Linked DNA regions of Homo sapiens: regions 2 and 3 are each linked to region 1. The links are chromatin loops, found by intact Hi-C in ENCODE. Cell type or tissue: ascending aorta. All regions are shown on one strand.

What was found. Peaks named below come from ENCODE experiments on the same cell type or tissue, not always from the same donor. Only the 100,000 strongest peaks of a DNase experiment are listed, where the experiment ranks them.
Region 2: a loop joins it to region 1, with 4 times the contacts of the local background. A loop is called at or near these places in 3 of 110 quality-filtered maps.
Region 3: it touches region 1 in a loop (4-fold over the local background); 8 of 110 quality-filtered maps call a loop at or near these places.

Annotation. Positions count from the first base shown.
Region 1 is chr6:7,905,893-7,913,892 of GRCh38, forward strand. TXNDC5 (thioredoxin domain containing 5) reads right to left here and starts at 4,896. Exons shown (of 10, transcript NM_030810.5): 1 at 4,622-4,896. The coding sequence starts at 4,884. All of the region lies in intron 4 of BLOC1S5-TXNDC5 (BLOC1S5-TXNDC5 readthrough (NMD candidate)), which reads right to left. RefSeq lists silencers at 3,971-4,060, 4,261-4,380, 4,751-5,180 and an enhancer at 7,021-7,170. In ascending aorta, no CTCF peak of the experiment used is centred here; DNase peaks (open chromatin) are centred at 3,859, 4,190, 4,999 and 6,409; H3K4me3 peaks cover 2,450 bases; H3K27ac peaks cover 1,940 bases.
Region 2 is chr6:8,216,329-8,224,328 of GRCh38, forward strand. All of the region lies in intron 2 of LOC105374910 (a long non-coding RNA gene), which reads left to right. Among named protein-coding and RNA genes, the nearest start is that of EEF1E1-BLOC1S5, 120 kb to the left of the region's middle. In ascending aorta, a CTCF peak has its summit at 3,216 (motif pointing left); a DNase peak (open chromatin) is centred at 3,213; H3K4me3 peaks cover 429 bases.
Region 3 is chr6:8,098,870-8,106,869 of GRCh38, forward strand. EEF1E1 (eukaryotic translation elongation factor 1 epsilon 1) reads right to left here and starts at 3,679. Exons shown (of 4, transcript NM_004280.5): 1 at 3,566-3,679. The coding sequence starts at 3,652. EEF1E1-BLOC1S5 (EEF1E1-BLOC1S5 readthrough (NMD candidate)) reads right to left here and starts at 3,726. Exons shown (of 7, transcript NR_037618.1): 1 at 3,566-3,726. RefSeq lists silencers at 3,078-3,263, 3,472-3,591, 3,732-3,931. In ascending aorta, no CTCF peak of the experiment used is centred here; a DNase peak (open chromatin) is centred at 3,752; H3K4me3 peaks cover 2,427 bases; H3K27ac peaks cover 469 bases.

The sequences.
Region 1 (8,000 bases):
ATAATTTAATAATCTGTTAAATCTCCTTTTATTTTCTGACAGATTACCTCAAAAATAAGCATTTAAGTCGGTAGCAGTGGCTCATGCCTGTAATCCCAGCACTTTGGGAGGCCAAGGCAGGAGAGCTGCTTGAGCCCAGGGGTTCAAGACTGGCCTGGGCAACACAGTGAGACCCCCATCTACAAAAAATTTTAAAAAATTAGCCTGGTGTGGTGGCACACACCTGCAGTCCTAGCTACCTGGGAGGCTGAGGCAGAGGGATCACTTGAGGCCAGAAGTTTGAGGCTGCAGCGAGCTATGATCACACCACTGCACTCCAGCCTGGGTGACAGAGATTTTGTCTCTTAAGAAAAAAAGGATTTAAGCCGGGTGTGGTGGCTCACACCTATAATCCCAGCACTTTGGGAAGCCGAAGCAAGCGGATCACAAGGTCAGGAGTTCGAGACCAGCCTGACCAACAAGGTGAAGCCCCATCTCTACTAAAAATACAAAAATTAGCTGGGCATGGTGGCACACGCCTGTAATCTCAGCTACTCAGGAGGCTGAGGCAGGAGAATCGCTTGAACCCGGGAGGCGGAGGTTGCAGTGAGCCGAGACCATGCTATTGCACTCCAGCCTGGGCGATAGAGCAAGACTCCATCTCAAAAAAAAAAAAAAAAAAAAAAGAAAAACAGACTTAAAGGTAGCACTGAAAAAGTCTGCTTCAAGTTAATGTGTCTTCCCTAAACAGCACTTTCTTGGCCAGCTAAGAGAATCCCTGCTTTATGAGATACTCAGATACAAAAAAAAAAGCACAATGAAACTATACATGCAGATTTAACTTCTGTAGATTCAACAAAGTGAGTTTATGTGGCGGGGGAGAAGGAAACAAGAAAAAAAAAAAGGCAATTCCCACAGAACCCTGAAGTGTGTGCAAGCTGGGAGATGTGAGGTTTTTGTTCCTCAGCAGGCCTTGGTTCCTACATGCTTCTCATGGCATGAGCATCTCTCCGACTACATTAAGTGTGACCCTGCTGTCTAAAGGCACAGGTTTGAGAACTAGTCCATTTGGTGTTTAACCAAAGAAGCCATGATAGTTCTAATGCTGGAGGAAACGCTGGCAGTGGGGACTGACTGACTGACTGGGGCGGTGTCCAACAAGGCACCTTCCTAAGGGACTGTCAAGGGCAGTTCTGACCTTCAGGGGACTTTGATCAGATATGCTCATTCTGGAACTTTAGAACTCCTCTGCAATCTTGACAAGGTTTTGTTTTGCTACTGCTTTTTTTTTCCCTTTTTTTTTTTTGAGAAAACACAAGATTAGATTAAGAATGAGAATAAACAATAAATAAGTTTGTGGTGCGCTAAATCAAAACTGACCATTCTGGGCCATCACCAAGTTGGGCGTGCCCTTGCTCCTGGCTGTGATGGGGCCACAGGTGCTATCTAGTCGGCCCTGCGGCTACAGCACCCAACTCTGAGACAGGCAGCTGCACTCAGAAGGTAGCCTGTGGCCAAGAAGTAGAGCAAAGCTACCTGGTCCAAATCTTGACCTCACTGTCACCAGGTTCAGGGTGACTCACAAACTGGCCATACAGAAGTTGTGACCTGATGTTGGCAAAAAATCTACAGCAGCAGGATAACCCTGCAGAAGCCAAGTGCAGGGCAAAAATACACAGATTGATGTTTTTGTTACAGGGGCCCCAGCCCCTTAATCACACGTGGGCTTTCACCACTCCACGGCAGCTGAAACTGGAAAAAGGTATGTGTGTGTTGAGGGGGAGTCCACTGAGTCTTCTATCTGAGCTCCAAACGCTCAGCTCACCACTCCAGGACCTCCTTCCCTCTCCTGCATAGACCCCTCCAGAGTCACCACCTTGCTCTCAGCCTTACAACTTACCAAAGTGTTGTGCCAGGTATTGTTGGTCCTACTTGATCTTGCCCCTGCTGACCTCCCATTTGACTCGCCGCCCACTCAGCCTCCTTTCCTGGCAGCCTATTCGTGAGCCCTACTGCAGTATCTGCAGTTTTCTGAAAGGGCCCTCTTAAAAGTCCAACTTAAACACCATCATAGAAACCCACATATCTCTGTTTAAGTATTTGTAGTAGACTATCAAGAAGTCAACAAATATGCCAGGTGCGGTGGCTTACGCCTGTAATCCCAGCACTTTGGGAGGAAGAGGCGGGCAGAACACGAGGTCAAGAGATCGAGACAATCCTGGCCAACATGGTGAAACCCCATCTCTACTAAAAATACAAAAATTAGCTGGGCGTGGTGGCACGCACCTGTAGTCCCAGCTTCTCAGGAGGCTGAGGCAGGAGAATCGCTTAAACCCAGGAGGTGGAGGTTGCAGTAAATCAAGATTGCGCTACTGCACTCCAGCCTGGCAACAGAGCAAGACTCCATCTCAAAAAAAAAAAAAAAAAAAAAAAGTAACAACATAAAGCTAATTATTCTGGAAGCATCCAGCTAAATGTCTACAAGCCACATATAATGGAAAAGGAATTTACTTAATACCAAGTGCCCAGATGTGCCAGTTTTCTCTCACTCAGCCCAGGACTAGCTGGTATTTATTGCAAAGATTCTAAACTTAAAATTCCTTTGGCACTGTGGGGACTTATTACATCTGCATGTCAGTTTTTCTTTAAAAAAAAAAAAAAAGTAAAGAATGGGATGCGATGGCTCATGCCTGTAATCTCAGTACTTTGGGAGGCCAGGGCAGAAGTACTGATTGAGGCCAGGAGTTTGAGACCAGCCCCGGCAACATAGCGAGACCCTGTTTCTACCAACTACAACAAAAACAACAACAACAAAATAAGCTGGGTGTGATGACCTGCGCCTGTAGTCACAGCTACTTCAGAGGCTGAGGCAGGAGAATCACTTGAGCCCAGGAGTTAGAGGCTACAGTGAGCTGCGGCTGCGTACCACTGGTTTCAGGCTGGGTAACAGAGCAAGATCCCATCTCTAAAATAAATAAATAATGAAGAAAGAAAAAAGAAAACCCATCGACAGATGTATTCCACTGAAATAGGCTCCAATTAAGTAGTACACTTAATTGAAATAGTTGCTGAGAATACTCCCGAACAAAGAGAAACTGTTAATACTGCCTGATTGTTTTATGTTACAAAGTAATTTCTAAACCATTGGAGTTGTAAAAATTCGAGTCAGTTGGTTCTTAGGAATGTGAAACATAATGTACTTCATATACACATTGTTAATAAACCCACAGTGGCCCTAAAAGTTGATTTAACTCCAAATGAACTGAAACGCAGTAATAGCCTGAATACAAGGTTAAGAGAAAAACGTTTCTCCCAGTTTGAAAGGTACAATTTCTGAACTGGCCATTTTTCTTAGGGTACCTTTTCTCTATGCCTCCCTACATCCCTTTCCCAAGTGAGCCTCTACTGAGCTCTGGGGAAGAATACCAAGTTCTGCAACAAGAACCTGCAGGCTATTCCAACCTCTCAAAGGTCTTGTGTCCTAAAATTATGGCTTTCTGCTCTGGCCTGTGGTCACTTCCCTTCCTCGGGGCATCCCGGCACTGGCAGGAAAGCTGTGCACATGCTTGTGTGAATGACAGGAAGCTCTTCCGTGGGATGAGTGCCAGGGTAGGGTCTCTCAGGTCAGCAGCGAGGCCCACACCAAAGCCTCGCCCAGAGAACCAAAGCAAGAGGGACCATCTGCTCAACGGAGGGGCTTTTCCGATCTCACACATAACAAGTGACCTGGACCCGAGAGAGCAGCAGGGAGGTGACAGGACAGCCTGGAGTTGAGGACCAGTGGGCTCCGTTCAGAGATTACATCCACCCTGAGCTGCAGGGGGGCGGAGGGGTTCCAGAATTCGCACTACCTTGGTCTTCCCGGGGTAGCTCAGCAACCCTCCTCTGCCCGGACCACTCCTTCCTATCCCACAAAAGACGCACAAAGTGGGAAACCACACCTTCCTGGGTTCTATTTTTCAGTTAAAGCCTCTGGAAGGGGACGTGCCCGCAGTCTGTCCCAGCCGACCCCGGTGGCCGCGGCAGCAGCAAGGCCGCTCTGGTGAGTGCACGTGGCCCACGGGCAGGCCGCGCGTCCGGCCGGCACAGGAAGTTTGGGGCGCTGGGCAGGGACCGCGGGGTGACATTTGGACTCCCGGCTGCCCGAAAGGGCGACGACCCCACCTTCCCCTCCCTCGGTGCCGAGGTGCAAGAGGCGGTTGAATTCAGGAGCGCGGCGCAGGGCGGGCTTTTCCCGGCTGTCCCCTAGGGGTCCGCCCCCTCCTCCCGCACCGCCCCGGCCGCCGAGCGCCACGTCAGCCGCCAGTGCCCGGCCCGCTGAGCTCACGCCTCCCGACCCGGAGCCCCAAGCCCTCGGTCCCCTGCAGTCCCCGGCTCCCGGCCCCGAGCCGCGGCGCCCGCGCCCCCCGCTCCCCGCCAGCCGGAGCCCCGAACCCGCAGGGTCCCCGCGCTCCCGGCCCCGCGCCCCCAGTATTACACCCCGCACCCCTGAGCCCCGAGCCCCGCGCCCGTAGCACGCACGCCGCAGACCAGAGCCGTCGGCGTCCACGTGGCCCCGGGACCCCCCGCCCGCGGCGCCCAAGCGCCCCACGCCCCGCGAAGCGCCAAGTGCGGGGCAGGGCGCCGGCCTGCGCGGCGTTACCAGGGCGCGAAGAACATGACGAAGTGCGCGGCGCTCTGGATCCCGTGCGTGAACATGTCGGCCGTGTACAGGTGCTTGCTGTGCGGGTCCTGTCCGTCCTCGCCGTCTGCCGCGGGGGGCCCGTCCGCCGCCGCCGCCGCCGCCTCCTGGGCCCGGGCGCCCCAGCGCCCGCCGCCGCCATGGCCCAGCAGCAGCAGCAGCAGCGCAGTCAGGGCCGCCGGCCGGGCCAGCAGCGGGAGGAGGCGTCCTGGGCGCGCGGGCATCGCGGCGGGGCTGGGCGCGCTCTCGCCGCGGCCTCCGGTCCCCTCGCAGCGCCCGCCCCGCGCCCCGCCCCGGAGAGGCCGCGCCCCTTCCTCTCCCCGCCCGCCCGCGCCGGCGCGCGACCGCTACCCGCCCGAGCCCCGGCTCCGCGCACCGGCAGGGAAGGGCTGGAGCGAGGGACCGAGTCTGGGAGAGCCTTCCGAGTCCGGCCTCCTGCCTTCCCGCCATGGGACGGCTCGCCCCAATCCCGCGAGGCTCCTGCGCCTCCGCAACCCAGGCCCGCACCCCTTTCCCCAGGGGCCCGCTCTGCTCAGAGCGGCGGTGAACACACGAAGTAACGATGAGGCCAGCGGGAAGCCACGGAGGGGCAGGTCAGCCTCGGCTAATCTCAGCTCACACAAGCACCCCGCGATTTCAGGCCAAAGGAAGGAGAGAGCTGCTGTCAGCAGAATATAGGAAATCGGGCAAAAGACGGTGGGGTTTGCACCTGAATTAGTTAGATTCTTGGCCAGAGCTCAACTGTGATTCTCGACCTGGGCTCAGAGGGGTGATGAAACCCGCTTCCCAAGTGAACCCCTTGCTGGTTACCCCTGCCCGGCCTCAACTCAGGGATGAAGAGGAAAGAAAGTCAAAGCGGCCTCTTCTAGACAAGAAGGCACCTAGCAGGACTGACTGGGGTCCTACTGTGCCCTCATTTATGCCGGTTACTAAAATGAATGACAGCACGCCTGCTATGGCTGAACTCAGCCTGTGGAATGGCCCGAAGGCATCCCTGCCCAGCGACTCATAACTCGCACCTGCACACACACCTTACAGCAGATGGTAATCGAAAGCTCCAGCCCTACCCCGGGGATCTGAAGCTAAATTAGAATCACCGGGTTGCTCTCCGGGATCCTGCCTGCTCTTTGATTATCCTCAATCCAGGAAGCCCCAGGTAGTTAACTCCTGGCTTGGCAACAGGGGACGCGCCCACTGTCTCACCTGTCATTATTCTGCTCCCGCCTTAGGCCCAGCCACTTATGAACCTTTAACCATGGGTTGCCAAACACCAAAACCATCAATCTCCCTCCAAAGTCTGTTCTTCCAGCCACTTAAGCTTGAAACATGGGAGGCATCTTGTATTGCTCGCTCTTTTCCCGTGTGTCTCAAAATTCAACCGCATTTCCTGTAACCATGATTTCCTTCCAGCATTCTCAGTGTTCATACCCTGAACGGAGACTAAGCCTGGCCTATTGCAGTAGCTTTCTAAGAGTCTCTTTCATTCACATGGCTGGAAAATTAATTTTCCTAAAGCCTGCCTTTGACCAAGACAGTTTGCTGCTTAAACTTGGACCAAAACGCCACCACTGTCCCCATGGCCTTGGCCGATGGGGTGAAATAGTCATGCCTGGGGCAGCCATTCAAGGCCTTCCGTGATGTGGTTGCATCATGCTTTGTGTCCCTGTGAAACTCACTCAACACTAGAAATCCAGGGATTCTCTCCAATAACTGTTATTGCCAAACTCTAATCCCTGTGTTCTCCAACACCTCAAACCTCCCAAACCCTTCCACGGTGCTGTTGGGAAATTCCCACAAGCATCGCCATACACTCTTACAGCATCAGTGTCTTTCGTTTTTAACTGAAACACAGTTCTAGGAGCTCTCTCAAGTGTTGGCTGCTCATTCTTTCACACCTGGAGTCCCTCAGAGCCAGGAAGTAAAGCTGATGCCTTCCTGGTTCCCCATTGCTCCTTCCAAATCCTACAAAACCTTCAGTACTCCTTAAATTGATGCCACTGGGCATGGCACCCTCTTCCCTGCCAGTTCCTGTCATTCTTCCACATCACTCTTCCTGGTTCAGTGAAGACTTTGGTTCCTGGCTCACAGTGTTCCTGGCCACCCCTTTCCTGTCTTTCATTCCTGGCATCTTCAGCATCCAGGTGGATGCTCCATCTACCTTTCCCTCAGTAACTCACACCCAAAAGGGAGACCCTAGCACTTGTCATCACCAGCATCTGCACCATCTCCAAAATCTGAAGGCATCCACTCTGCCCAGCACCTCCTCGACTGTTTGCTCAAGAAACCCATTTCTGCAATGCTTCTTTCTCATCATGACCTCTGAGCTACCCACCCCACCATCTTCTACAATCCCCTCGCAGCCCAACAGACTGCTATGTCTTCTCTTGCCTCTTGGCCAAGTTACAGCCCATGGAGTCTCACCCTTCACTTCCTGCCCTGCCACATTCTCCCCACAGATGCTGGTGAGCTTTGTCTCTCTGGGTTCCCTGTGCCTTCAACCAGGTAGCCAGACTCTGCTGGAGAAAAATCGCACAGTCAAGCCGCATGTCTCCTTCACACTGGTAAAAATAAGCCTTAAATTCCTCCTCACCCCTGCCCTAAAACTGACTACCTCTGCCTAGGCAGTGTGCTGCCCCACTCTCTGAGATGCTTCCATACTTCCACTGACACTGCTCCTCCTCTCCTCTCCCCACCCCACCCTGTCAGTCGCCATCCTCTCAGCTGCCAGCTTTATCTCATGTTTCTGAGAAAAATGAAGCCAAAAGCATGAGCTCCCTTATCCCTCCCCCGCCAAATCTACACACCCCTGCACAGGCGCCTTTCCCTCTGCCCACAAAGGAGCAAGTCAGTATATCCCTGCCTAGCAAAGCCCAGTCCTCCAGAATAATGCCCCTCACGGATAACCAGGTCCTAATTCCTGAAACATCTGATTGTTTCTTTATATGGCAGAAGGCTTTGCAGGTGTGATTAAATTAAGGGTCGTGAGCTGGAGAGATTACCCTGGATTATCTCGGTGGGTCCTAAATGTGATCACAAGTGTCCTCATAACAGAGGGGCAGTAGGAAATTTGACTACACAGCCGGAGGCGACGTAACAAAAGCAGAAAGAGATTTGAAGATGTTAAACTGCTGGTTTGGAAGATGAAGGGGCCAAGAGCCAGGAAAAGCAGCTCTAGATGCTGGAAAAAGCAAGGAAATAGACTCCCCCTCAGAGCCTCTGGAGGGACCTGCAGTCCTGTGGACAATTTATAGTCCAGTGCAACTGGTTTTGGACTTCTGACCTCCAAAACTGTAAGAGAATAAACGTACGTGGTTTTATGCCACCAAGAGTGTGGTGTTAC
Region 2 (8,000 bases), 310 kb after region 1:
TGCCTGGGGCAGAAAGAGTTCTTGTTGTCTTGCGTTGCTTGGTGAAAACAGAATGTTCCATGCAGAGTTGCTGTGTTCACGCACACTGCTTTGGGTAGGTCTATCTGGTCCTGGAGGCAGAGGCAGATCTGTCAGGAACACTTTGTCCTGGGCATGCTTTCTGACTGCTTATGTCCAAATGCAATGTGAGCCCCAAATGTTGGTGCAGAGAAGACTCCATGGCTTGCTGTCACCAGATGAGCCTCTAGTATGCGAGCTACGAGACCAGCTGGTGTTTCCCTGTGGGTGACATGACTGGGTCCACATACCTTTAACTTTATGCAGAAAAAAAATCCCAGTAAACTGGCCATCAGAGAAATGCAAATCAAAACCACTATGAGATATCATCTCACACCAGTTAGAATGGCAATCATTAAAAAGTCAGGAAACAACAGGTGCTGGAGAGGATGTGGAGAAATAGGAACACTTTTACACTGTTGGTGGGACTGTAAACTAGTTCAACCATTGTGGAAGTCAGTGTGGCGATTCCTCAGGGATCTAGAACTAGAAATACCATTTGACCCAGCCATCCCATTACTGGGTATATACCCAAATGACTATAAATCATGCTGCTATAAAGACACATGCACACGTATGTTTATTGCGGCATTATTCACAATAGCAAAGACTTGGAACCAACCCAAATGTCCAACAACGATAGACTGGATTAAGAAAATGTGGCACATATACACCATGGAATACTATGCAGCCATAAAAAATGATGAGTTCATGTCCTTTGTAGGGACATGGATGAAATTGGAAATCATCATTCTCAGTAAACTATCGCAAGAACAAAAAACCAAACACCGCATATTCTCACTCATAGGTGGGAATTGAACAATGAGATCACATGGACACAGGAAGGGGAATATCACACTCTGGGGACTGTGGTGGGGTGGGGGGAGGGGGGAGGGATAGCATTGGGAGATATACCTAATGCTAGATGACGAGTTAGTGGGTGCAGCGCACCAGCATGGCACATGTATACATATGTAACTAACCTGCACAATGTGCACATGTACCCTAAAACTTAAAGTATAATAATAAAAAAAAAAGCATGAGTTAGCACTCACTGAGATACTTCTATCATATATTTTTTCTTTTTAATTAATATTTCATGACCAGTTAACCAGCAGTCTGTTATCCTTCTAATAAAGAAAAAGGTATTATAACCAATAAAATATATTTATTGCCCTCATTTTAAAGTCTTGATTAAGGACCCATCCCTCCCTTGTGAAAGTCTTTTTTAAAACATCATCAGAAGTACACAATCAATGGGGAAAGAAGCCCTTGTTTGTTTAAAGAAGAAACATATTCCCCAACAGAAGATATAAAAACATAAGTCTGCAAATAAAACATGTGGGTCTGTTTACTTAGTAGAGATTTTGTATCTGGCTAGTGTAAGTATAGTCATTCTCAATTTTGAGGGATTCAGGAATTTTTGCTTTTGTAAACTCAATATATGAGATATAATGCAACTCGAACATAAGAAAATAACTCGTTTTCATTCGCATTATGAGAAAAGGGATGTAGTGCCTATAGGACCATCTTACATGAACACAACATACATTTCTCTTTTTTTTTGAGACAGAGTCTCGTTGTTGCCTGGGCTGGAGTGCAGTGGCAGGATCTCCGCTCACTGCAAGCTCCGCCTCCCAGGTTCATGCCATTCTCCTGCCTCAGCCTCCCGAGTAGCTGGGACTATAGGCGCCCGCCACCACATCCGACTAATTTTTTGTATTTTTAGTAGAGACGGAGTTTCACCGAACACAACATACATTTCTCAAGTTATGGCTATCAATCATTCTGGAAGCTTGCATTGTGGGTTCCAGCAGTTGGAATCTGTTAAACAGATCTATACTACTGAAAATTCTGTGCAAGACAGCTAGAGAAAGAGCTTAATGAATTCATTCTGAGGTGGCTAGATATCAATTAGCCAGAGTAAGTGAAGAAATTGTAAAGCAAAAGGTGTGTGTAGAGCTCTTCCTTTGTGTGGTGAGAGCTCTTGGTTTTACTCATCAGAGGAGATGCAGAAGACTCCAAGCTGTCTGCACACTGCTGCCATCACTCGAGGGGGTCATTGCTTTAGGAATTTTTCCTAGCTTTTCCTACTTTGATGAATTACTTTGAAATACTTTACTATGCTTCACAATATAAGATTCAAATATAAAAATAAAATCATACAGTTTTAAAAGTAAAATAGAACCTTAGAAAGATTCCACTTTATTTAATTTTTCACTTGAGAGAAAGAAGGTATAAAGAGTTTAAATAATGTGCCTGAGGCAACACAGCTAGCTGGTGGCAAAACTGGGACTAGAATTCACCTCATTCTGCCTTGTGATTTTAGAACTGAAAGAAGCTAATTTCTCATTTGTGCAGCCCATTTCATCAATGGACATTAAAAGTTCTGTTTAAAGTGCTAGTTAATTTACCGATTGCCAGGACTTAGTCAACTGAGGTAAATCCAAAATGTGTTTGATATACTTCAGTAAGCAAAAAGGGTACTTTTTTCAGTAAACTGGAGTTAAAGACGTATTTACTTTTAGGCGGAAAGACTATTTGTAAGGCATTATGACAATTGCTGAATCTAAATCAGTATAAACATAGAATTCCGTTAAAAGTATTTTAAAAATTGGGTTGATTCTGGTTAGTTTGCCAATGAAGTCATTGAATAAATGTTGCAAAAAGCTAGAGAAATCTGTGCAATGTTCAGAATTTGACCTAGATTGCATATGGGTTTTAAAAAATGCCACCACATTCATTATTGTGAGTAATTACTTATAAATATATAACAATACACTTTGCAAATATGAAATGCTCGTGTAGAGTATTAAATGCCGGTAATCCTTAAGTATTCTGAAAAGTAAAATTATTTCCCCAGTTGTTTCTGCTTTCATGTAAAGAGTAATCAATGAGCTTGTTTTTATTAGCATTTCTGTTGGTGTGTTTACGTCTTGATGGCTCAAAGCTTAAAGAAAAAGCAAAGCAATATAAATTCTACTGATAGTAATAAAAATATTAAAGCTGAGAAAGAACCACTTGTAGCTTCATATCTTCATGTGGCTAAGTTGGTTTTGGTGAATTTTCTGTGTAAAAAGCAACCAATAAACTAAACCCAACATCTCCCAACGGCATTTTCTTTTTCTGTGGTTGAATGGTGGAAAGAAGGCAGTAGTGTGCCACCTGGTGGTTCAACATGGATTGACATAGTAGAGTTTCCCCAACCCTGTATTAACCGAATTTAAAACATAACCATTATTTCCTCAGCTACCAATTCTTTCCTCCTTGGAGATATTTATTTTTCTTATTCTAAAGAATACTCATCAGGTACCATTATTCTGTTTGGAGATTGGAAATACGTTAAAATTAAAACAATCACCTCTAATATGCTTCTCACAGCTTGTCTATCCACAGACATTTGCCATTTGTGTTATACCTATGATATTTAATTACATTCAGATACAACTAAGGACTAGAAATAAAAATAATGCCATCCCAGGGTGGGCATGGTGGTGCACACCTGTAATCCCAGCACTTTGGGAGGCTAAGGAGGGCAGACCATTTGAGCCCTGGAGTTTGAGACCAGCCTGGGCAATATAGTGACACCCCATGTCTGCAAAAAATACAAAAATTAGCTGAGCATGATGGTGCATGGCTGTGGTCCCAGCTACTCTGGAGGCTGAGGTGGGAGGATTGCTTGAGCCCAGGAGGTTGAGGTTGCAGTGAGCCTTGATCGCACCACTGCACTCCAGCCTGGGCGACAGAGAGAGGCCCTGTCTTACACACAGAGACAAAAGATTGAGAAGGAAGGACTTATTACAATATAATATGACATTATGCCCTTGATATGACATGTTACTGATGTCAGTGTGCTAGAAATGGAGATACATTAACAAGATATCGCCTCTTTGAGTGAAGATGAAGTGATCTTGAATAAAGAACACCAAAGTTTCAAACCAGAAATGCATACTTTGTTTTATATGCCTACACAAAAGAAAATCTTTATCCACAATTTATATTTTTTAAAAATCAGATGAATGCATTTTACTCTTTTTCTAACAGTGTCTGTTTTTTCATTTTCTACTTGAATGGAATGCAAATTTATACTATAACTTCTAAGATTATAACCTTTTTAAAAGCCTTCATAACCTCAAGAATCCCAGCAGGCCAGGTTAAATAACAGCATGACTGCTTTCAGCCAAAGGCCTATGCAAAGCTAGAGCAAAAAAAAAAAAAAAAAAAAAAAAAATTTCTTCAAAATATATCTGTTTCAGACAGAAGAAAATTAGGATTTGACAGGAGTAGAAAAAAGTATGATTTCAAGTTTAATTCTGCAAGGTGAACTTCAGAACACTACCTCATTGATTGGGCTGATTTAGCAGCACTGTCTAAAATTCTTCTGGCTCTGATTTTAAAGGCAATCTTTGCACTAGGACAAAAGATCAAAAGTTAACATCTGGATTGGTGATAGTAAATTACCATTTCTGGTTTTTTTTCTTCAGTGATATTAATTACAATACCCCTCACCCAGTGAAACTTCAGCAAGGATTTTAGATAAATAAGGCACAATCTGAGGTAGAATGAGAATCTTGAAACCCTATCCTAAGCTCAAGGATAGTACAAAAATAGATTTTTGGGCTAGAGTTGTAAGATGGATCTGCCATACACATGTAACAGACATACCATAGTCTAGAATGCAAAAGCTTATCTAGACTTGAGAAAGGCAGGGTTAACTGTGGAGAGTAACATTTTGTGGTCACTGTTGAATGTACTCTTTCAAATAGGTAAAGTGCATACTGATTAGGCTGAGCATCTGATTAAACATCAAATTGTAGAAATCAGTGTTTATTTGAAAAGTGAACTGAGCATTCACATAGATGAAGTAATTTCTGGTATCTTAATAGACAGCCTCTGAACTACAGAATCCCATCAATTCTGTAGTTGGGATGGCATTATTGTTATTATTATTTTGAGACAAGTTCTCGCTCTGTCACCCAGGCTGGAGTACAGTGGCATGATCATGGCTCACTGCAGCCTCAACCTCCTGGGCTCAAGTGATCCTCCTGCCTCAGCCTCCCAGGTAGCTGTGACTATAGGTGCACACCACCATGCCTTTTAATTTTTTTGTAGAGATGGGATGTCACTATGTCACCTAGGCTGGTCTCGAATTCCTGGACTCAAGCGATCTTCCCACCTCTACCTCCCAAAGTGCTGGGATTACAGGCTTGAGCCACTGTGCCCAGCCCCAGTCATTTTTATACAAAGCCAGATGTCTGAATATTCTAGTGAGCGGCATCTACAGTTCTTGGTGCAAACTTTGAAGCAAATGTTATAGCTCCATCAGGCATATGCAAATCACTGTCCAAAGTCTTATTGATGAGAGAAACCAGCTTCATTGGGTTATAATCAAATCATAGCTCACTGCAGCCTCAAACTCTTGGGGTCAAGGATCCTCCTGCCTCAGTCTCCCGAGTAGCTGGGGCTACAGGCATGTGCTACCACTCCCAGCTTATTAAAATATTGTAAAGGTGGAATCTTGCTATATTGTTCAGGCTGGTCTTGAACTCCTGGCCTAAAGTGATCCTCTTGCCTCAGCCTCCCAAAATGCTTGTATTACAGGTGCAAGCCACAGTGCCTGGCCAGTCCTGCATCTTTTAGACTATTTAGAAAATAGCAGGAGGCTGCATGGTGGAGAGGAAAGAGCATTTAACTTAGAGTCTCTTCTGTGAGTAGAAATGCTTTTAGACTTTGATGTCAAAGAGGTTTATTTCTTGCTGGATTTCTTATATATTAAGCGAATTCTGCAACTATCTGTAAGATAATTGAGCAATCATTAGATCTATCTGGCTTTATATGGAGCCCTCATAATTTGGGGCATAAACTAATTAAAGAGTAATTACAACTAACCGATTCTGTGGTCCACTTTCAGTTCAAACTTTAAGTAGGAAGTGAGTCTTTTTAACAGAGGGGCTTTCGCATGCTCCTCACATTGCCAATGCGCCTAACCGAGCTGATGGGGTCAGAGAGAACAAGACCACTCAAATGGACACAGGTATAGGACGAGGGCTCAGAAGGAAGGAGGCTGCCGTCCCAGAGTCACCTTTCTTAGTGAGGAGGGCTGGCAGCCAGCGTATTGGAGGGAATCAAACTTCTCCATGGAAATCAAGTCCTGACGGTAAGCTCAGTGAGAGCAGTGTCCAAGAACGATTCTGGAAAACAGCAAAAGACCAAAGACGTCAAACCAGCTTCGTTTTGAAATATTTTTCATCGAAACAGATTCAGAGTTATTACGTGAGCCTGAGCGAGGGGGAAACAGTGATGGTTGTCAGAATCCCAGGACTGGACTACTGTACTCAAGAGTATGTTATAAGCCATATCTAGTTCCCATTGCCATTTACGTTGGTGCAAAAGTAATTGCAGTTTTTGCCATTAAAAGTGATGTATTGGCCAGGCCCGGTGGTCACGACTGTAATCCCAGCACTTTGAGAGGCTGAGGCGGCTAGATCACTTGAGGTCAGGAGTTTGAGACCAGCCTGACCAACGTGGTGAAATCTCGTCTCTACTAAAAATACAAAAATTAGCCAGGTATGGTGGTGGGCACCTGTAATCCCAGCTACTTGGGAGGCTGAGGGAGGAGAATTGCTTGAACCTGGGAGGTGGAGGTTGCAGTGAGCCGAGATCCTGCCATTGCACTCCAGCCTGGGTGACAGAGGGAAACTCCATCTCAATAATAATAATAATAATAATAATAATAATAATAATAATAATAATAAAGTAATTTGTTGTGGGTTGAATCCTGTCTTCCCCCACAATTCGTACATTGAAGTCTTAACTCCCAGTAATTCAAAATGGAATTTTGTGTGCAGATAGGATCGTTAAATATGTAATTAGTTAAAATGAGGTCATTGGGTGAGCCCTAACCCAGTACGACTGGTGTCCTTATAAAAAGGAGAAATTTGGACACAGAAACCTGCCCACAGAGAAAATGCCCATGAATAAGAAGGTAGAGATTGGGGTGATGGGTCCACAAGCCAAGGAGTGCCAATGATTGCTAGCAGTCACCAGAAGCTTGGCAGAGGCATGGAACAAATGCTCTCTCAGAAGGAATAGGACTTCCTCAGACTTCCAGCCTCCAGAACTGTAAGATGATACATTTCTGTCCTTTAACCATCCCTATTTGTGGTACTTTGTATGGGAGCCCTAGAAAACTGATATAATGTCATAGTTCAGCAGTTCTCAATATTTCTTGTTATCATCTTCATAAGGGCTTGAGTTAGGATTGTCAGATCATGTACAGGATGCTCAGTTGAACTTGAATTTCAGATAAAAATCAAACATTCCTTTTAGTGTCAGTATGTCCCGAGTATTGCATGGAACATACTAGTACTAAAAAGTTATTCATTGTTTATTTGAAATTCAAATTTAGCTGGATAGTCTGTGTTTTTATTTGCTAAGTCTGATAATCCTATCTGGAGTGCCTTTGTCATAGTTATGGCAATGAGGAAATGAGTCAATTACCTGGACTCAGTGGATTCTTCTTGGTGCCTACTAGAGTCAGCAAAAACAGAAAAGTGGAAATGCTTTTAGACTTCTGTCTCAGTGATGTTTATTTCTAACTATATAGTTGGCCATGTGTATCCTCGGTGTGGTGGTAATACTGAGTGTCAACTTGATTGGACTGAAGGATGCAAAGTATTGATCCTGGGTGTGTCTGTGAGTGTGTTGCCAAAGGAGATTAACATTTGAGTCAGTTGGCCGGGGAAGGCAGACCCACCCTTAATCTGGATGAGCACACTCTAATCAGCTGCCAGTGAATATAAAGCAGGCAGAAAAACGTGAAAAGGTGAGACTGGCCTAGCCTCCAAGCCTACATCTTTCTCCCATGCTGGATGCTTCCCTAGCCTCCAAGTCTACATCTTTCTCCCATGCTGGATGCTTCCTGCCTTCAAACATTGGATTCC
Region 3 (8,000 bases), 190 kb after region 1:
AGAATTATTTGTAAAAATAAATTATCCACAACCCAAGCATGCTCTCAAAAAAATTCCCAGTTACGTTCTCATCTAATCATTACATCTTCTAAGATAAGGTAAGTCATCTCATCCTCATTTTACAGATAATAAAAACCAAGGTTGCTTGGTTTGCAATGGCAGAGCCAGGGTTTGAATAAAGTCCTATTGGCTTAAACGTCCATTTTCTTTCCTTTACATACCCTAAAATACACAATTCTTATGAGACACATACTATTTTCACATTCATTTTAAGGTTCCATAGTCTTCAAAGTAATGACTTTTAATGGCTGCATATGCAATAGCGTGCAATGCATAATGATATTCTGGTCAACGATGTTCTGGATGGCATATCCAATGGTGCTCCCTTAAGATTATAATCAAGTATTTTTACTGTACCTTTTCTATGTTTCAGTATATTGAGATGCATAAATACTTACCATTGTGTTACAACTGCCTACATTATTCAGTACAGTAACATGCGGTACAGGTTTGTAGCCTGAAGGAGCAATAGGCTATATCATATACCTACTATTTGTGAAGTAGGATAAACTATCTAGGTTTAAGAACACTCTAAGGCTGGGCGCAGTGGCTCACGCCTGTAATCCCAGCACTTTGGGAGGCTGAGGTGGGCGGATCACCTGAGGTCGGGAGTATGAGACTAGCCTAACCAACACGGAGAAACCCCGTCTCTACTAAAAATACAAAAATTAGCCGGGCGTGGTGGCACATGCCTGTAATCCCTGCTACACGGGAGGCTGAGGCAGGAGAATCCCTTGAATCCGGGAGGCAGAGGTTGCAGTGAGCCGAGATCGCACCATTGCACTCCAGCCCGGGCAACAAGAGTGAAGCTCCGCCTCAAAAACACACACACACACACACACACACACACACACACACACACAAAAAAAAAACAGAACCCTCTATAATGTTCACACATGATGAAACTGCCTAACAATGCATTTCTTGAAATGTATCCTTGTCTTTAAATAACACGTGACTGTATGTCAATGTGTTGATGTACCATAATTTAAAGAATCAATATCCTAGATAAGGATCTCTGAACTGCTTTCAATTTTTAAACTATGATTGGTAATGTTGCAGAGAATGCCTTATTGCTGGCTCACTGCTGTCAGCTGTCTTCTCAAAAAATGGCTGAATCTTATCACATATGGCCAACCCTTTCCCCATACAAGTAAACAGAAACTTTCACTAGCTGCTAACTGCTAAAATGCTTTAATTAAAATTAAATTAAAAACCACACTCTGAACTCGGAAGTCTTCACAGTTGGGCCTCAAACTGTAATTTGGGGTTTACCTTGCATTGCATCATTCCTCATATTGGTTTACTTACTGCCCTAAACTTCCCAATCCTTCATAATTTATTGGTTTTACACATCTTTCAAAGCATAATCCCTTAAATGCCAGCTCTTCCATGAGTTTATACATCCACTTTTATAGTCAGAATTAACTTCCTTTTTCACACTCCTCAACAGTGTTTTGCTCCATATGGAGTCCTAATTAGGGAAAAGAAGTCAGGTTGAGGGGACCAAGGGAAAGCAAAAAGAGAAGGGCGATAAGCTACAAGTCTGCCTTTCTTCATGGTCCAGGACACAGCCCTTCTGCACAAATAACTCAACAATCTTTCCATGTCCAGCTATCACCGGACCTTCGGCTGATAGAAAACTCAAGTTAGCTCACTGCAACCTTGGTGTTATCAGTACTGCACAAACCCCTCTTCAGCACACAACTGAAGTACTATTCCGTAAAATCCCCAGCCAGCCTTTGTTTCCTTGCAGTTAGCTCCTCTCTTACTAACTTGCCTGTTGCACTCTTGCAACATATTTTCATACTTTCTCTAATAAATCTGCTTTTCTTTACGTACAGCTGTCCTGGTAAATTCTTACCCTGGCGCCACCAGCCCCAGAGAGTTGCTGCTCACCCACGACAGTCCATGAAGTGCTTACTATGTTGTGCTTTAAATTATTTGCTGATGATTGTTTCTCATACTAGATAATACTCATATCTTGGCAATGGTCCCTAAAAAATATAAACTAGGCCAGGCACAGTGGTTCACGCCTGTAATCCCAGCACTTTAGGAGGCCAGGGCATGTGGATCACCTGAGGTCACCAGTTCAAGACCAGCCTGGCCAACATGGTGCAACCCGGTCTCTACTAAAAATACAAAAATTAGCTGAGCGTGGTGGCGAACACCTGTAACCCCAGCTACTTGGGAGGCTGAAGCAGAAGAATCGCTTGAACCCGGGAGGCAGAGGTTGCAGTGATCCGAGATCATGCCATGGCACTACAGCCTGGGCGACACAGTGAGACTTTGTCTCAAAAAAAAAAAAAAAAAAATATATATATATATATATATATATATATATATATATATATGGCACTCTTCCAATTTAAACGGTTGCAATGTTTGTCCACTCGGCCATATATATTATATTTATACTACATATATATTATATAATATATACACTAAGCTAGGGAGTAGGGGCCGAAGGGACGGAATTATCACTGGGGCAGAGGAAACACCAAAAGAAGGCCACTTTGGCTCCAACGCCTACTCTGCCACCAATCACAGGGCTGATCTTAGGCTGAACACTTAACCTTTCTAGGCTTCAGGTTAACTTAAATAAAAACTATACTACTACTTTCTAGACAAGATCTTCACATGGACCAAATGAAGAAGAGAAAAAATTAAAGACAAAAACCAAACATCATTTGGAAAAAATCTCAAAGGAGCAAAAAAAACATATATCCAAAGTAGTCTTCCTACAACCAATTTCCTTCTCTAATACATTCCTTCTACGACAAACAACTATAAAACACAAACGTTCTAACAGTGCCTAACCAGGCAATCTCATACCTTGTGATGTTTCCCGCATTCACTGTGGGTCGTAACACTTAAACTGATAATCCAAGGCTTTAGAAACGCCTTCCCCGAATCCCCTAGATTGGGCCAAGACTCCTTAGGTGTTCTCTCTGCCATTTATGGTGCAACGTGGCACTCTTCCAATTTAAATGGTTGCAATGTTTGTCCACCTGGCCAAAAAGCAAGCTGCCTGAGAGGAGGAAGCATGTTCCCCTAAATCATCATTGTATTCCCCAGACCCAGCACGGTGCTACCTGGCACCCTGTTAGCTATAACGGAGTCGCTGCGCAATAACTGAATGAAAGGTGCGATTACGGGAAAAAAAAAAAAGCCAGTTACTGAATACATTCCAGGTTGGTCTAAGAGCCCTGTGAGGACCCTCCTCCAACTGGTTTTGTTTCCTCATAATGGGATGATGACAATTTCCCAGGAGGTGAAGTTCAGGCCAAGCCCAACCTGAGCTGGTTAACCCCTCCCTCCAGGAGGTAGGATGGCAGGGGCCGAGGCCCAGAGGCGCCAGCCGGCTAGCGGCGCAGACACGTGGGGAGCTGGGTAGCAGCATCCTCACTCCGCCCGTATCTGGTGGCCGGCCCGGGTCCTGCCAGGGCTCGGCAGGCCCCGCTCCCGTCCACCTCTTCCCCTCCGCGCCGCCTCTCCTTCTCACCTGTCGCTCGCCCTGAGCACTGTATTTATTCCCCTTACTCAGTCCCAGGGACTTCTCCAGTAGCGACAACTCTGCGGCCGCCGCCATCTTCCGGCCGTAGCTCCTGGCAGACGCGAGACCTGCAGAACAAGAACCTCCCGCATTGGTGGAAACAGAAGTCCCACTCCTGCAAACTTCAGCGGCGATTGGCTGAACGGAAGGGGCGTGGAGAGCGCGCGCCAAAGCACAGGAGGCGGGGCCGGTGGAAGGGGCGGGGCTGAGGGCGGGGTGTGAGACAGGTGGAGAAGTGATGGTAAATTTCCACTCGAACTGTTGGGGAGCTAGTTACTGGTAGAAAGGCCCCAAGGCCGGGCTTCGGTGGCTGCAGTAGACTGGATCTGGATCTCTAAATGGCAATCTATTGACATGGCTGCCAGCGGTAACTCGTTAACTCATTTGCTAGTCTAAGAGAATTTATATATGATGGGAACTGAAATTTGCCTTAGTTTGGTTCAGGAATCTGTAAATTTGAACAATCAAATTGAATAGCAAAAAGTTCACAGTCCATTAGGAGTTTCTAACGTGTAGCATAATTCATGAGGATTTTAATTGTGTTGTAGTGGTGAATTCGAAAAACTGGTTTTTCTACTGTTGATCTACAGCTCAACACTAGCAGTAGAATTATACATTTAAAGATTATTCACAGAACACGGAGTATGTCAGATAGGGGTCAAATAATTACAGCTCAAGGAAATAAGCCATTAATGGCATTAATGATCTTTTTTTGCAGTACCAGAAGGCTGGTTACATAATTTATGAAGTTTTGGTATATAAATAAACAAGGTGCATAACTTTGCCCCACTAACTTGCTACATTCTTGTATCTTCAAAAAAGAAAGAAAGGAAGAAAGAAAGAAAATTAGTAGTATATGTTGAATATTTCCAAAAGATTTGTGAAAATACAAAATATTTTCCACTTTGAAGAATGAATAAACAAAGTGTGTATTAGTCTGAGAGAAATAGAACAATCCTACAAGGTAACTCATCATTGAATCAGAAATATCAAAGTTTAGTGGGGAATGTTGTTACTGTGTTACACCTTCCCTATCCCAGAATACTTAATGAGTTTACTCTGTCAGCAGAAGTAAACATAAGGAAAAGAAACTTTTGCCAAATCAACATAACAAAATACAAAAGAAATTTCAGTATAAGTGGATTGTTAGGCACTAAATTATCTGTTTTACTTTCCATATTCAGATAATGGAATGACTATTCTACTACTTTTTAAAAGACCAACCCTCTAAGATAATTCACATATCCATTTTCAGGGTTTAGGTACACTTTTTGCTTGTAATAAAACATTTTTTAAAAAAATTAACATTTATCCAATGCCAATGGGTGGTATATTGAAAATAAGGTTTGGCCTTTGCATAATTATAGAAATATCAAATTAAAAAAGAAATCCCTAAAAAACTGAAAGCAGAACAAAGCATATTGTACATCAAATTGATGACATCATCACCCAGTGTGGACCTCTTTTAAGTGACTTTATAGCACAGTCATTTAATTGTATACTCTTAGTAAGATATGCTTTAAGGACAAAATTCATGAAAACCTGTTTTTGGTTCTTTTTGTTTGTTGGTTTGGTTAGCATCTTGGCAGTGTCAGCATTGGTATGGTGCTGTATATGTACTGTGGAATAAAGCAAAGATGCAATCATGTGGTGTTGCTGGAAAGTTGGGTGTTTGGTGTTGCCCAAAAGAGGAGTTGTAAGGTAGATGAGGTTAAATCAAAACTTTCTGGTCCTGAATTTGAATTGTAATATCAATATGAACTTATGACGCTTTTATCTTAAGGAAAATGAAAAGTATTTCCTACCTAGCTCTGTTTACTTAAAAGGCCTAGAAACAAGGACAACTCAGTAGCAATGAGCACCCCAGCACCCAGATTCTGGTTTCAAATACTATTTCCCACAAAAAGAAATGGGGGCTCTTTGGAGACCGGCTGAATCCAAACCTTGCGGGGAGATCAGTCTGGACCATCTAGTTATAGTAGAAAGAAAAGAAAGTATCTAAGAGTAATGAGGGGAGTCAAAGGGTAGGATCAGATCACTTGAGGGTCAATAATAGTCATTACAAGCTGAGAGTCGATAAGAATAATTGCAATGAATTGAAACATGTTGAATATGTTTAAGTCTATGAGTTCATAATGATACTAAAAAAAAAACAAGAACAAAATCAAAATAACCCTCATTCGTTACCTTTGGAGGATACTAGAGATCCAATTCATTATTTTGAAAAAGGATAAAGAAAACACATGAAGAAACCAATATATTTTTTCATGATTATCCTATGTAAACTGTATCTCAGGGAAACTAAACTCTAATGAGGAAAAATGTCTTTATAGAATTCTAACTAATAAAAACAGAACAATAGAATATTATTGTTTTGCAGCTACGGATATAATAATGAATCTAGGTGACAATTATCAATAGCTATTCACATCATAAAAACAGAGACAAACAGACATAAATTGCTTCTGAGAGAGGTGTACATCATCACCCAGTCTTGCCAATCGAATCTGAATTTGACCAAGCCTTTTGATCTAACAGCCAATTTACAAGAAATAATAGCAGGAAAGAGGATCATGTTAAATGATGTCATGGAGATGCAATGAGCAAATTCTAGATCATGAAAACTATAGGACAAATGATCCAGTTGTTTCAACAAGTAAATTGCAAAGCAAAAAGAAGAGGCAGAGAGAAGTGAACCTGTAAGTTGAAAGCATTATAAGGGAACTGTCAACCAATTGCAATATATAAATCTTTTTTTCAAGTCTGGTTCCAACTAATAAACTGTTAATTTTTTTAAGTGGATTGTCACATCATGATTGTGGCAAATGTCTACTACATTCCATTTTATATACTATGGGTATTAAATTCCATGCCCAAATTCACATAACTAATAGATCTGTGCATGAATCATCTGGGGATTTAAAAAAAAATCCATGCCATACTGGAGATTCTGATTCACTTTATCCGGGGTGGGACTGGGTGCTATTATTATTATTTTTTTAATCCTCAGCTGAGTCTAATATGTGGCCAGGGTTGAAACCCCCTATGGCAGATGCAGAATTTCAACTCTGCTTCCTGGCTTTTAAATCCACACTGTTCTGATTTTCTAATGTCTCCTTTCTCTGTTGTTACGGTGAGCAGGTGCAAGCTTTACTTCACTTAACATTAGACATAAGAAAGAGGAGAAAGCTTATATTTTATTAGAAATAATCAATAAATGTATTTTTAGATGATCTACATATTTGATCTGAAATATCTATATCAACACAGCCTTACTCATAATAAAAGTAACTTGATGAATTGATTTTGTCAAATAGAACACTTCTCTAATCTGCTATTATCATAGTCAAGTTTTAAATCCACAGTACCTTAGGATATAAATTAAATGTCAAATGAAATTAATTTGGCAAGTGGAACATAAACTGGATGGCTTTTCTTTTTGGAGCATGCCTGACAGCTTTCTGTATGTCATATGGGCATCTGTTAAAATGAGCTGCATATGCCAGAAACTGTTACTGTATCAGATTGCTCTTAGCAGTGCCATCATCTGCAAATTTTCAGTTTTAGAAGAGTTTAACTTTCTATTTCAGAATATGATAGGGTTTTAAACTTAGGTGTGAATGATATTAAATATGTGGTAAATGAAGTGATGCAGGTGCTATGCATGCATTTTGTTCTCTCTATAGATACCTCTCATATCTATGTATGTCTTGCACTTACCACGCTTGTTTATTGAGCCATTACTATGCACCAGGCACTGTACAATGCACTGGGGACACATTGATGAACAACTCCCATCAAACTTAGAGTATCTTGAGAGGAAAGACACTAGAACAATTTTGCGATAAGGCAAAGATCAGGAAGTGGAAGGCATGATAAGAATGCAGAGAAGGCACCTGGCCAGGCGCGGTGGCTCACACCTGTAATCCCAGCACTTTGGGAGGCTGAGTTGGGTAGATCACGAGGTCAGGAGTTCAAGACCAGCCTGGTCAAGATGGTGAAACCCCATCTCTACTAAAAATACAAAAATTAGCCAGCTGTGGTGGTGGTGGGCACCTGTAATCCCAGCTCCTCAGGAGGGTGAGGCAGAGAATTGCTTGAACCTGGGAGGTGGAGGTTGCAGTGAGCCAAGATTGTGCCACTGTACTCCAGCCCGAGCAACAGAGTGAGACTCCATCTCAAAAAAAAAGATTGCTTCCAAGAGGTCATGGTGTTCAAGTTGAGACTTGAAGGATGAACAAGAGTTGGTCAGGTGAGTGGTGGGGTGGAAAACTGAGGGAGAGTTCTGAGCAATGGGAATTGCATATGCAAAGGCTGCAAAGTGGAAGAGAGCATGATTCTTTGGAGTAACTGTTCAGGCTAGACCGGTAAGCAGATGCTGGAT